Regions from separate parts of the Homo sapiens genome. Here region 2 is linked to region 1. Evidence: chromatin loops called from intact Hi-C (ENCODE). Cell type or tissue: transverse colon. All regions are shown on one strand. Each heading gives the region's core, and the rest is flanking DNA. Links, peaks and the distances in the headings are about the cores only.

Region 1 (5,372 bases), core at 274-5,273:
AACAAAGAATAAATTAAAATGAATAACATGCTACGAGGGATCGCTAACATATTCTCTGCTCTTATGCTGTGCCAGGTCCCGGGCACCTCTGCTATAGGTGTTATCTCATTTAATCTTCACAACACCCTCTGCCATGGCTACTATTTTTTCATTTCTGTTTTATAAATGAGGAAACTGACATTTAGGAAGTGAAGTAACTTGCCTAGAGCTACACAGTTAGGAAGTTGTATTAGTCTGCTAGGGCTGCCTTATTAAAATATCACAGACTGGGTGGCTTAAACAACAAAAATTAATTTTCTCACAGTTCTGGAAACTGGAAGTCTAAGATCAAGGTGTTGGCAATGCTGGTTTCTCCTGAAGCCTTTCTTTTTGGTTAGTAAAAAGAAATAATAACGAATACCTTCTCGCTGAGCCCTCACATAGCATTTTCTCTGTACATATACATACCTGGTGGCTTTGTGCGAAATTTCCTTTTCTTAAAAGGGCACCAGTCAGATTGGATTAGGATCCGCCCTAATGGCCTCATTTTAATTTAGTTACTTCTTTAAAAGCTCTTCCTCCAAATACAGTCACATTCTGAGATATTGGGAATTGGTGCTTCAATTTATGACTTTTGGGGAGTGGGCAGGACACAATTCAGCCCATACCAGAAGTGGAGTTGCTAAACCATAGGGAAATCTTGTTGAAGACTTTTATTCCGTTCAACCCGAGAAGTAGCATCTCATTCTCTCACGGGGCACTTAAGGGCTCACCTCTGGAAGATGGGGAACTGAACTTGGGTTCTCTGGTCTCCTCCCCAGTGCTTGGTAGCAACAGCATGGCCACCCAGGGCACCCCTCAGCCAGCGTGCCCACCTCCACTCTCCACACTGGCAGAGGACTTGCTGCCTGTGGTTGGAGGACGTGGATGAGGGAGTAGCTGGGAGGATGAACAGGGAATAATGACAACAGCTATTGTTTACTGACTCCTCCCCAAGTGTGCCAGCCACTCTGCCAATGTCACTTCCAATCTTCAGAGCAGTCCTATGAGGTAGGTATTACAGTTGCATCATCTGGGATTTTCTGATTGAAAATGACAGAAAAACCAACCAGGACTAATTTAAGCAAAACAAGGAATATATCAGCTATTGGTGCATAATCAACCACCCCAAAATGCAATGTTTAAAACAGTAAGTATTTATTCTCCAAAAATTAGCCGGGGGCGGTGGCATGAGCCTGTAGTCCTAGCTAGTCAGGAGGCTGAGGCAGGTAAATCGCTTGAATCAGGAGGCGAGGTTGCAGTGAGCCGAGATTGTGCCACTTCACTCCAGCCTGGGTGACAGAGCGAGACTCCATCTCAAAACAAAAAACAAAAACAGTTAAGTATTTATTCTTGGTCATGAATCTACAGCGAGCTGGGTGGTTCTTGTGGTTTCCCTGGGTTCAGCCTCTGTGGTCAGCTCTGCTGTTTTTGGCTGAACTCTCCCGTGCATTTCCAGCTAGCAGACTGTAGGTTGGTCCAGGATGGCCTTGGCTGGGACAACTGGGTCTCCACACCTCTGGCAAGCTAGCTCAGGCTTGTTCACAGGTCCAAGAGAGCCAACATAAGTGTGCAAAGCTCTTTGAAGGGCATGCTCAGAACTGGCCCTCCATCACTTCTGCCACCTTCTATTGGCCAAAGCAAATCACAACAGCAACCCAAATTTAGGGAGGAAGGAAATAAATCCCACCTTTTGATAAGAATTGCTGTAAAGCCATATTGCAAGAAGGCGGGAGAACACAGAGAGGATTGGAGAAAGGAGGCCTTTTTTGTGATTCATCTTCCACAGGGAATTTATTAGTCTGTGTATCTATCTGGAAAGGCAAAAGAATCTGGCTTCTGGTACAGCTTAATGCAGACACTCAAATAATATTGCCATCTCCTGGCATGGCTCTGCTCCGTGGGTTGCTGTGTTCTCAAAAATGCCCATTCCTGAACCAGTCACTGTGGGAGGGAGCAGGTAGTGTGAGGGAAGTGCTCAGTACCTTAGTCCCTGAGCCAAGGATAAGCTTACCCCCAACTCATATAGGATGAGAGCAGGAGAGGAAGGGACCTCGACAGGAAACTAGGGATACCAGGTGGAAGGTGGAAGGCTGCTGGGCAAAGCATGGATGTCTGCTACAATTGTTACTTCTACTTTACAGAGGAGAAAACCATGGCTGGGAGAGTTAAGTGCCTTGAGCGAGGTGATTCAGTGTTGGAAAAGGGCATTAATCCATGTCTGTGTCACCCTCCTTGGAGCCTGCACACTTTCCACAACTCCTGGCTGCCTCTGGATCCAGAGAGAGAAGAACATTCATTACACAGGCTGCTTGCTAACTCCCCTCGCCAACTTTGGGTCATCTCCCTGCTCTGACCTCAGAAGGCAGCATCCAAGATGAGGAAGGGGCTCGAAGCCACGTCACTTGGGGAACTGCTGAGGCACTGGGGCTGGATGGTTTGGAGAAGACTCAGGGGGCTGAGAGCTGCCCCAGCATCTGAGCAGCTTCCTAAGAGCCCACACAGCTGCCAAGGGCAGAACTGGGGCCAAGGAAAACAAATGGACCGTAAGGACCCTCTCAGGGTGGAGGGGGTAAGAGGGGAAGGGTAACTGGGAGAAAGAAGAGGAAGGAGGGAATGAGGAGGGGAGGGACAAGCAGGGGCCCACTGGGTACCCTCGAACTTGCCCAGATGATTTCCAGGGGATCTTGTGCACCAGATCCACAAGGTCAACTGTGTGATGCGGGATTTTCAGACAGTGACTTGGCCAAGTCACAAAACCCAGACAGGAATCGCCTCCCCCTCATCCTCCCTCGCCATTCCAGGAGGCATCTCCTAAGTTCCAACCCAAATGGCCTCTGTTGGAGCCCCAGCGACAAGAAAGGAGAGTGGCAAGACCACAGCCTTTGCCTTGGTCAGAGCAGGGTTCGAGTGTCCTTCTCTGTCACTCCTCAGCTATGTAATAGGGAACAGGGTGCTTTACTTCCCTGAGTCTCTGATTCCTCCTCTGAAAATGGGAAAAACCCCAACCTCCCAGGGCTGTTGTGGGAACCCAGTGAGCTAACATGTGCCAAGTGCCTGCACTGAGTGCGAGCCCAGCACATCCTGAATATGGTGCATATGCAGCCCCTCAGGTTCCTACCCACCTCAGGCCCTGCACAGCGCCCCCCGCTGACTCAGAAATAGGTTCCAGGTGCCACAGACAGGAAACACGGGGCCCTGAGGGCTCCCTCCCCAGGCCCCTCTCAGCCTGCCCCTCTCTGTTCCTCCCCTCGCCTCCTGGTGCCCACCGACACACAGATCTCTTTCACCTCCAACTGCAAGAACCCGGCAGCTGATTTAGGAGTGCGCTCAGGGCCCAGAATGTAAACCGTTTCTCACCAGGAATGTGTAAACAACCCATAAAGCAAAGGATTTGGGGCCTGGTCACGTGGCCCAGCTGCCCATAAAACCAAAGCATTGATCTCCGCTCTCCAGCAAGCCTCTAAGCCACGGGAATGATGGAGGGGGTGCGTCTTGGAAACCTGTAATCTTCCACCATACATCTCAGGTGGCATGTTTGAAGTCCTAGGATGAGTTATTTATATTATTTTTGCAACATGTACTGAAAGGGCATTAGCCAAAACTCCTGGCAATGGGGCTTACAGGGGCCTGGCCACTTAAAAAAATAGGGCGGACCAACGGGTCCCCCTAGCAAGTAACTCATGAGGTGGATTTTCTTTGGGTAGCCAGATAATCAAAGCCAGATCATCTTGCCCAGACTTCCCCAAATCCGGGTTGTTCAAGGATCACCTTCCCAACTTCTGCCGTATTGGTGTACCGCTTGATCTGTTATTCACTTCATGCTTTTTATTTTAAATCGCTACTTTTTACTTGGCTTCATTCCAAACAATATCCACAAAATCACATGTTTGCTATCTTAGTTTTATTTTTTCTCTTATACGTTAAAATCTATTCATAATTTTAAATAACAAATATTCACCTTGTACCACGAAAAATCATCTAGCTTACACCAGTGAGCCATACTTCAGGAAACGCTGACCTAGTCAATCACACTCATTGTACAAATTAGGAAACCGAGGCCCATAGAAGAAGGATCTTATCCAATGTCACTCAGCTATTGAGGGGCAGACTGGGAGCAGAAGGGATTCAGAACAGCTACCTATTTATTAAGCATTTACTTGTGCATGTTTCCTGATTCACATAACAATGAGCTAGTGTCTGTCACTGTCCCAGTTTTGCAGATGAGAGAAGTGAAGCCCAGAGAGGTTAAGTGGTTTGTCCAAGGTCACACAGCTAGTCAGTGGCTGAACCAGCATTTTTTTTTTTTTAAATAGGAAGAAGTGAAAGTTGTTTTTATTATTCATATATTACCAAGCAGGCATCTGATGACCTGTGGAATTAGAAGTACCCAGCAGACATTTGCAAGGGGTAGGCACACAGGTCAGCAGATCTAAATGGCAGTGATCTTCCTTTAGATTCTTTTCTACTGAGGTGAACTGCTCAAAAGACAGGGATGCCTTTAGTCCAGGCTAACCACTGTAGCCTCTATTCAATTAACACAGGAAGAAAGACCCTCCTTCCTTCCACCACTGGGACTCAACAGTGTACATTTCCAATCTTAATAGAGCAAAGCCAGGCTTCTGCATTGATGACTGAGGTAGAGGGACAGGAGTGGTCCAGGGTTCTCAAAACACTGATGTTCTGTATTTTTCCAGACTTCCATACGATTGTCTGCCCCAGACTGTAGGAAATGCTGGTTCACTTGCTGAACAGAGTGTCTGTTCAGCAAATTAACCAACATTTTAACTTAGGTGTGCCTGACTTCAAAATCTGGTCGTTTCTGATTTATTTATTTATTTATTTATCTTTCAATAATTTTTGTTTTATACTTTATTTTTATTTATTTATTTTTAATGGGGACAGAGTCTTGCTCTACTGTGCAGGCTAGACTGCAGTGGCATGATCTCAGTTCATTGCAACTTCCCCCTCCCGGGCTCAAGCAATTCTCCTGCCTCAGCCTCCTGAGTAGCTGGGATTATAGGCACAGGTCATCATGCCTGGCTAATTTTTGCATTTTTAGTAGAGACAGGGTTTCGCCATGTTGACCAGGCTGGTCTGGAACTCCTGACCTCAAGTGATCCTCCTGCCTTGGTCTCCCAAAGTGCTAGGATTATGGATGTGGGCCGCTGTACCAGGCCTGATTGATTGATTGACTGATTGATTGATTTTTGAGATGGAGTCTCACCCTGTTGCCCAGGGTGGAGTGCTATGGTGTGATATCGTCTCACAGCAAACTCTGCCTCCTGGGTTCAAGCAATTCTCCTGTCTCAGCCTCCCAAGTAGCTGAGACTACAGGCACACACCACCACACC
Region 2 (5,372 bases), core at 105-5,104, 69 kb before region 1:
CCATGTCGGCTGCCCAAAGTTTTGAGATTACAGATGTGAGTACTGCCCCCACCCTTCTGGGGTTTTATTGTAAGTATATGTTTAACTTTATAAGAAACTGTGAGACTGTAATCCAAAGTGCCTGCACCATTTTGTATTCCCATCAGCAATGCATCAGAGTTCTAGCTGCTCTGCATCTCCATCAGCACTTGGTATTGTTGGCTTTCCGTTCCCATTTTAGTCATTTTTTTTTTTTTTTTTTGAGACAGGGTTTCGCTCTTGTTGCCCAGGCTGGAGTGCAATGGCATGATCTCGGCTCACCACAACCTCTGCCTCCTGGGTTCAAGTGATTCTCCTGCCTCAGCCTCCCAAGTAGCTGGGAGTACAGGCATGCGCCATGATGCCCTGCTAATTTTGTATTTTTAGCAGAGATGGGGTTTCTCCATGTTGGTCAGGTCAGTCTCGAACTCCTGACCTCAGATGATCTGCCCACCTCAGCTTCCCAAAGTGCTGGGATTATAGGCGTGAGCCACCACGCCTGGCCCCAGTTTAGTCATTCTAGTAAATGTGTAGTGGTATTTCATTATTATCTTAATTTGCATTTCCCTAATGACTAATGGTGAGCCTCTTTGCAAGTGCTTATTTGTCATTCAAACATTTTCTTTGGTGAAGTGTCTGTTCAAGTCTTTTGACCATTTAAAAATTGGATTGTTTGTTTTTGTATTACTGATTTTTACAAGCTCTTTATATATGTTTGATACAACTTATATATCGGATATACGACTTGTAAATATTTCTCAATATGTGGCTTTTTTTATCCTCTTAACAATGTCTTTTGAAGGACAGAAGTTTTTAATTTCAATAAAGTCCATCAATTTCATTTTATTTTTTTGAGACAAAATCTCACTCTGTTGCCCAGGCTGTAATGCAGTGGCACAAATTTCGGCTCACTGCAACCTCTGCCTCCCAGGTTCAAGTGATTCTCGTGCCTCAGTCTCCCAAGTAGCTAGGACTACAGGCATGCGCCACCATGCCTGGCTAATTTTTAGTATTTTTAGTAGAGGTGAGGTTTCACCATGTTGGCCAGGCTGGTCTCAAACTCCTGACCTCAAATGATTCACCTGCCTTGGCTTCCCAAAGTGCTGAGATTATAGGTGTTAGCCACCACGCCTGGCCCAATTTATCAATTTCAGAAAACAGATTGTGATTTTGGTATTATGTCTAACAACTCCTCACCTAGGAGATCTGAACTTTTGACGTGGTTCTACCACTGACTGGCAGTGTGATTTTGAGCAAGCGACTCTCTAGACTTCTTTTTCTCCAGCTTACAAAGACAGAGCTGGAATACAGGTCTCTAAAAACCTGTCCAACTCTGCTATTTTAAGTTTAAATAGCATCCTAAGAATAATCATTTTAAAGACCCTATAATAACTATACTTCCCATTTTATGAATATTTAACAATGACCAGGCATAGCGGCCCCGGGCTTTAGTGCATTATCTCTTCATTCTCACATCTTCTCCCAGGAGTAAGTACTATTATTATTCCCATTTCGCAGTGGAAGACACAGAGGTCGCTTGTCTAAGGGCACTTACTGTTCAGAGCAGAGCTAGGATTCAAACACTGGCAATCTAAGTGGTGGTGGCGTTGATGACAGTGGTGTGATCATAGGTGAAGGGTACCATTTGAACTGGCTGATTAGTTTGAGAAGGGTGGGGATGAGCAGAGGGTGGGAAGATACGCCCCCCTCCTCGTGAGAAGGAAGGCGGGGCGGACGGACAGGGGCGGGGATTTGCTGGCCGAAATTTACAGCCCTTAAGTTCGTAAAATTCTTGCTCCCCACTGTTTGTCACTGGGGCCCTTCCCAACTCCCTCCCTTGGTGGCTTCAAAAGGACCCAGCTGAGCCCTTAGTACCAAAGTGTGGGGGAAGTTGTGGGAGCTGAGTGGGAAACCGGATGGGCTCTCTGTGCCTGAAGGCCAGGCCGTGCCTTGCGCATGTGTGTGTGTACGTGTGTGCGTTCTCGGACTGTGTGTACACGCGGGTGTGTGGCCCGTCCGCGGCTCGGCCCTTCTGTGAGGGCGCTGCTCTCCAGCGTGGGGAGGCGGGGATGGCAAATCATAGTGACAGTGTCTGTGCCTGGGGCGAGTGTGACTGAGATTGGCGTGCCTGTGTGTGTCGCTAGAAATGTTCTATTTTATTAATTTAATACATTTCATTTTCATTTTTAAACAGTATTTATTTATTTTATTTATTTAACACATAGTCGTGTGCCAGGTGCTTGGAATCCGGGGGATGGGGCACGCAGTCCAGGCTCTGTCCTCCCTCCAGGAGCTGACGGTGAGGGGATGGGGAGGATTGAGGGGAGAAACATTAAACAAATGAAGCCAGAAAACAAAACAAAACAAAAAACCCCAGGAACTTGCTGGGCGCGTGGGCGTGGGTATGGGCCCGGGAGTGTGTGCGCCCGGCAGGTGAAACGGGGATCGGAGCACCTGCTCTGCCCTGCGCCGTGGGCGCCCGGTGGTGGAGCAGGCAGCTGTGGGTTTTGCTTTGGTGAGGAACAAGGCCGAGCCTGGAACTCGTCTTGAACCCCGAGGGACTGGGTCCCAGGCTCAGGGTCCACTCGCCCAGTGACAGCTCCTCCACGGGGGACGCAGCGTGGCCAGCTGCCGTGGCTGAGCCGGTCCCGTCCCTCACAGAAGGGATTTATTTCCTGGCTCCCCCGGCTCTCTGGAAGCCTCCAAACCATGCTAATGGGCAGAGGGAGACTGCCGTGTCGAAGTTACGGATGCGAAGGTCCGGCCCGCGGCGGCGGGGGTTGGGGTTGGGGCTCGTCCCGCGTGCTGCAGGGAGGGAGTCGGGGCAGGGCTGAGGCTGGCACTCGGGGCTCTGGAGTCCTTCACCCCAGGACGGCAGGGTGCGACATTCTCCCACTGGACCAGCAGGTGACGCTGGAGGCCAGGGCTACGCAGGCCCGGGCGCTTTGGGTTCTGGGGAAAGAGGACAAACATCGCAGTTGCACTTAGGCGTCTCGCCGTGCTCAGGACCATGTGCTCGGGCCTTTCACGATGAAGTTGTTCAACCCTCCCATGGTCTTGTTTATTATCCCATAACTTAGGCTTAGAGATGATTTTTTTTTTTTTTTCTTTGGAGACGGACTCTCGCTCTGTCGCCAGGCTGGAGTGCAGTGGCGGGATCTCTGCTCACTGCAACCTCCGCCTCCCGGGTTCAAGCGATTCTCCTGCCTCAGCCTCCCAAATAGCTGGGACTACAGGCGCCCGCCACCATGCCGAGCTAATTTTTGTATTTTTAGTAGAGATGGGGTTTCACCATGTTAGCCAAAATGGTCTCTATCTCTTGACCTTGTGATCCCCCGACCTCGGCCTCCCAAAGTGCTGGGATTACAGGCGTGAGCCACTGCACTCGGCCGTAAGTAGCTTTCTTATGGTCACCCAGTTTGTGTGTGGCAGGAACATGGCCCAAGCCCAGTTCAGAGTGCGCGAAACAGGGCTCTTGCTGCAGGGAAGGGGAAGAAGGGCTGAGGGTTGGCCCGGTCTCCCTGAGAGTGTTCTGGAGGCATGCTAGGAGGGGTCTCTGACCCTGCTTGGTAGGAGCTGAGGGCAGACCTGCACCTGCTGCCGCAGGTGGTGCTGGCAGGACCAGCAGGGGTCTGAAGCCAGCCCAAGGCTCCTCCATTTCGGGCCTCCCTGGTCTTCAGCATAACCCACCTGGGAGTCTTGGGCTTGGGGAGGAGAGGAGGTGCCCTGCTGCTCCCAGCCCTCCACAGCCAGACCGTCTGTTGTCTTCTCATGATCTTGTAGTTCCTTGCCCTGGCAGGTGTACCTGATTACCAATGTCCCAGCCCAGCTCCTCTGGGAAGCCTTCCCTTCCACCGGAGGGGCAGGTCAAGCAGCCATCTCTGTAACAAGTTTTCTGAGGGTTCTAACACAGGCAGGCAGGGAACCACCTTGTCCAAACCAGCTCTGGGCTTGCAGCTGAAACCAGCAGTGTTGCTTCTCTTTCCAAACCCACCTACGCAATCTGCTCTCTCACAATAGGAAGAACATGGCTCCTTGGGCAGGGATCCTGGCTTAACCACCCTCTATCCCCCAACCCCAACCCTGGCCGAGAGCCCAGGAGGGTGGTTTCACAGATCTACCACCCTCATCCTTTCCTTCCACAAATTACTACTGAGCCCCCCTCTATGCACCAGGCTCTGTCTGAAGCGCTGAGGAGAGAATCTCAGCTCACTTCTTCATGGGAGAGGCAGATGAATAGCAGAAAATAGATATGAATGTCAGCCTCTGATTATAAAATTAAACAGGGAAAAATGAGAGTGGCACAGTGGGGTGGGTAGGGGAAGACCTTAGAAATGTGGCCAGGGAAGGCATCTCTGGGATGTGACGTTTGAGAAGAGACCTGCAGGAGGTGCCTTTTGAAGATCTGGGAAGGAGTTTCCAGGCACAGGAAGAGCCAGTGCCAAAGTCTCAGGGCAAGAGCAAATGAGGAGGGAAGGGGTCTGAAAGGGAAGGAAGGCAGGCAGGCGAAGCTGGAGCACCCCACAGCCAGGGCTGAGATCAAAGAGGAGGGCAGGGCCCGATGGGTGGGGCAAGGTCTGGGTTTCATTTTAGACGCAGAGGCAGCCCCCTGAAGGGTTCTAAGTAGGAGAGTGAGGTATTCTCATTTAGTTTTAATCTCTCTGGCTGCCAGTGAGTCCCTCCCTAAAGTTCCCCTTCCTCCCTCCCCAGCAATCTAATCCACAGATGAGAACCCGGGAGCATAACTGGTAGCCGGGGCTGCTGACCCTGGCCCAGGGTCTGCAGGGTTAATCCCGGGGGCCTGGAGCAGCCCCTGATTAGCAGGCCCTGCCACTCCCTGCTGATAAACTCCCAGGCAGGAAGAGGCAGGACTCATCCGGTAGGAAAGTGGAGAAACCAAAGCTGGTGAGGAGGGGAGCTCCAGGAGCACCTTAGGAGGGCTCTCTTCCCCTTTTGGAGGTGGTGAGTTCCCTAGGTGAAAGCCCTCTGGTTTTATCCCTCATTTGGCATTTTCATAGCCACTCTTACAGTCAGGGCCTGGTGTGGATTTTATGGGCCCCTGTTTAAGGAAGAGAAAACAAAATTAGGTGCAGGGCTTTAGAAGAGCCATGTGTACATGAGGTCCCCTGAGACCTAAGCTTCACTAGCTCCATGGTAAGTGTCCATCTCTAATTTTCCATCAGGGGAATAAGCCCTGTATACAGATGAGGAAGTTGAGGCTCTGAGAGCCTGAAAGGGATATAGAAAACAGAAGGGTTTCTGCTGGGATTTCTTATCCCCCAGCCCAGAACTCATTCTACCACCCAATCCATCTAAAAATCCAGTTGTGCCTTCTCCTTGCAGACCTGCTCCCA

The links. A loop is a pair of places that touch in the nucleus more often than their neighbours do. Peaks named below come from ENCODE experiments on the same cell type or tissue, not always from the same donor. Only the 100,000 strongest peaks of a DNase experiment are listed, where the experiment ranks them.
Region 2: a loop joins it to region 1, with 2.5 times the contacts of the local background. A loop is called at or near these places in 3 of 110 quality-filtered maps.

The regions. Positions count from the first base shown.
Region 1 is chr5:154,539,668-154,545,039 of GRCh38, reverse strand. No RefSeq gene overlaps it. Among named protein-coding and RNA genes, the nearest start is that of MIR3141, 54 kb to the left of the region's middle. RefSeq lists enhancers at 3,237-3,531, 3,178-3,680. In transverse colon, for the core only: no CTCF peak of the experiment used is centred there; a DNase peak (open chromatin) is centred at 3,382; H3K27ac peaks cover 1,850 bases; H3K27me3 peaks cover 2,280 bases.
Region 2 is chr5:154,608,074-154,613,445 of GRCh38, reverse strand. No RefSeq gene overlaps it. Among named protein-coding and RNA genes, the nearest start is that of MIR3141, 15 kb to the right of the region's middle. RefSeq lists an enhancer at 1,495-2,264 and a silencer at 2,666-2,715. In transverse colon, for the core only: a CTCF peak has its summit at 2,906 (motif pointing right); a DNase peak (open chromatin) is centred at 2,935; H3K4me3 peaks cover 1,227 bases; H3K27me3 peaks cover 5,000 bases.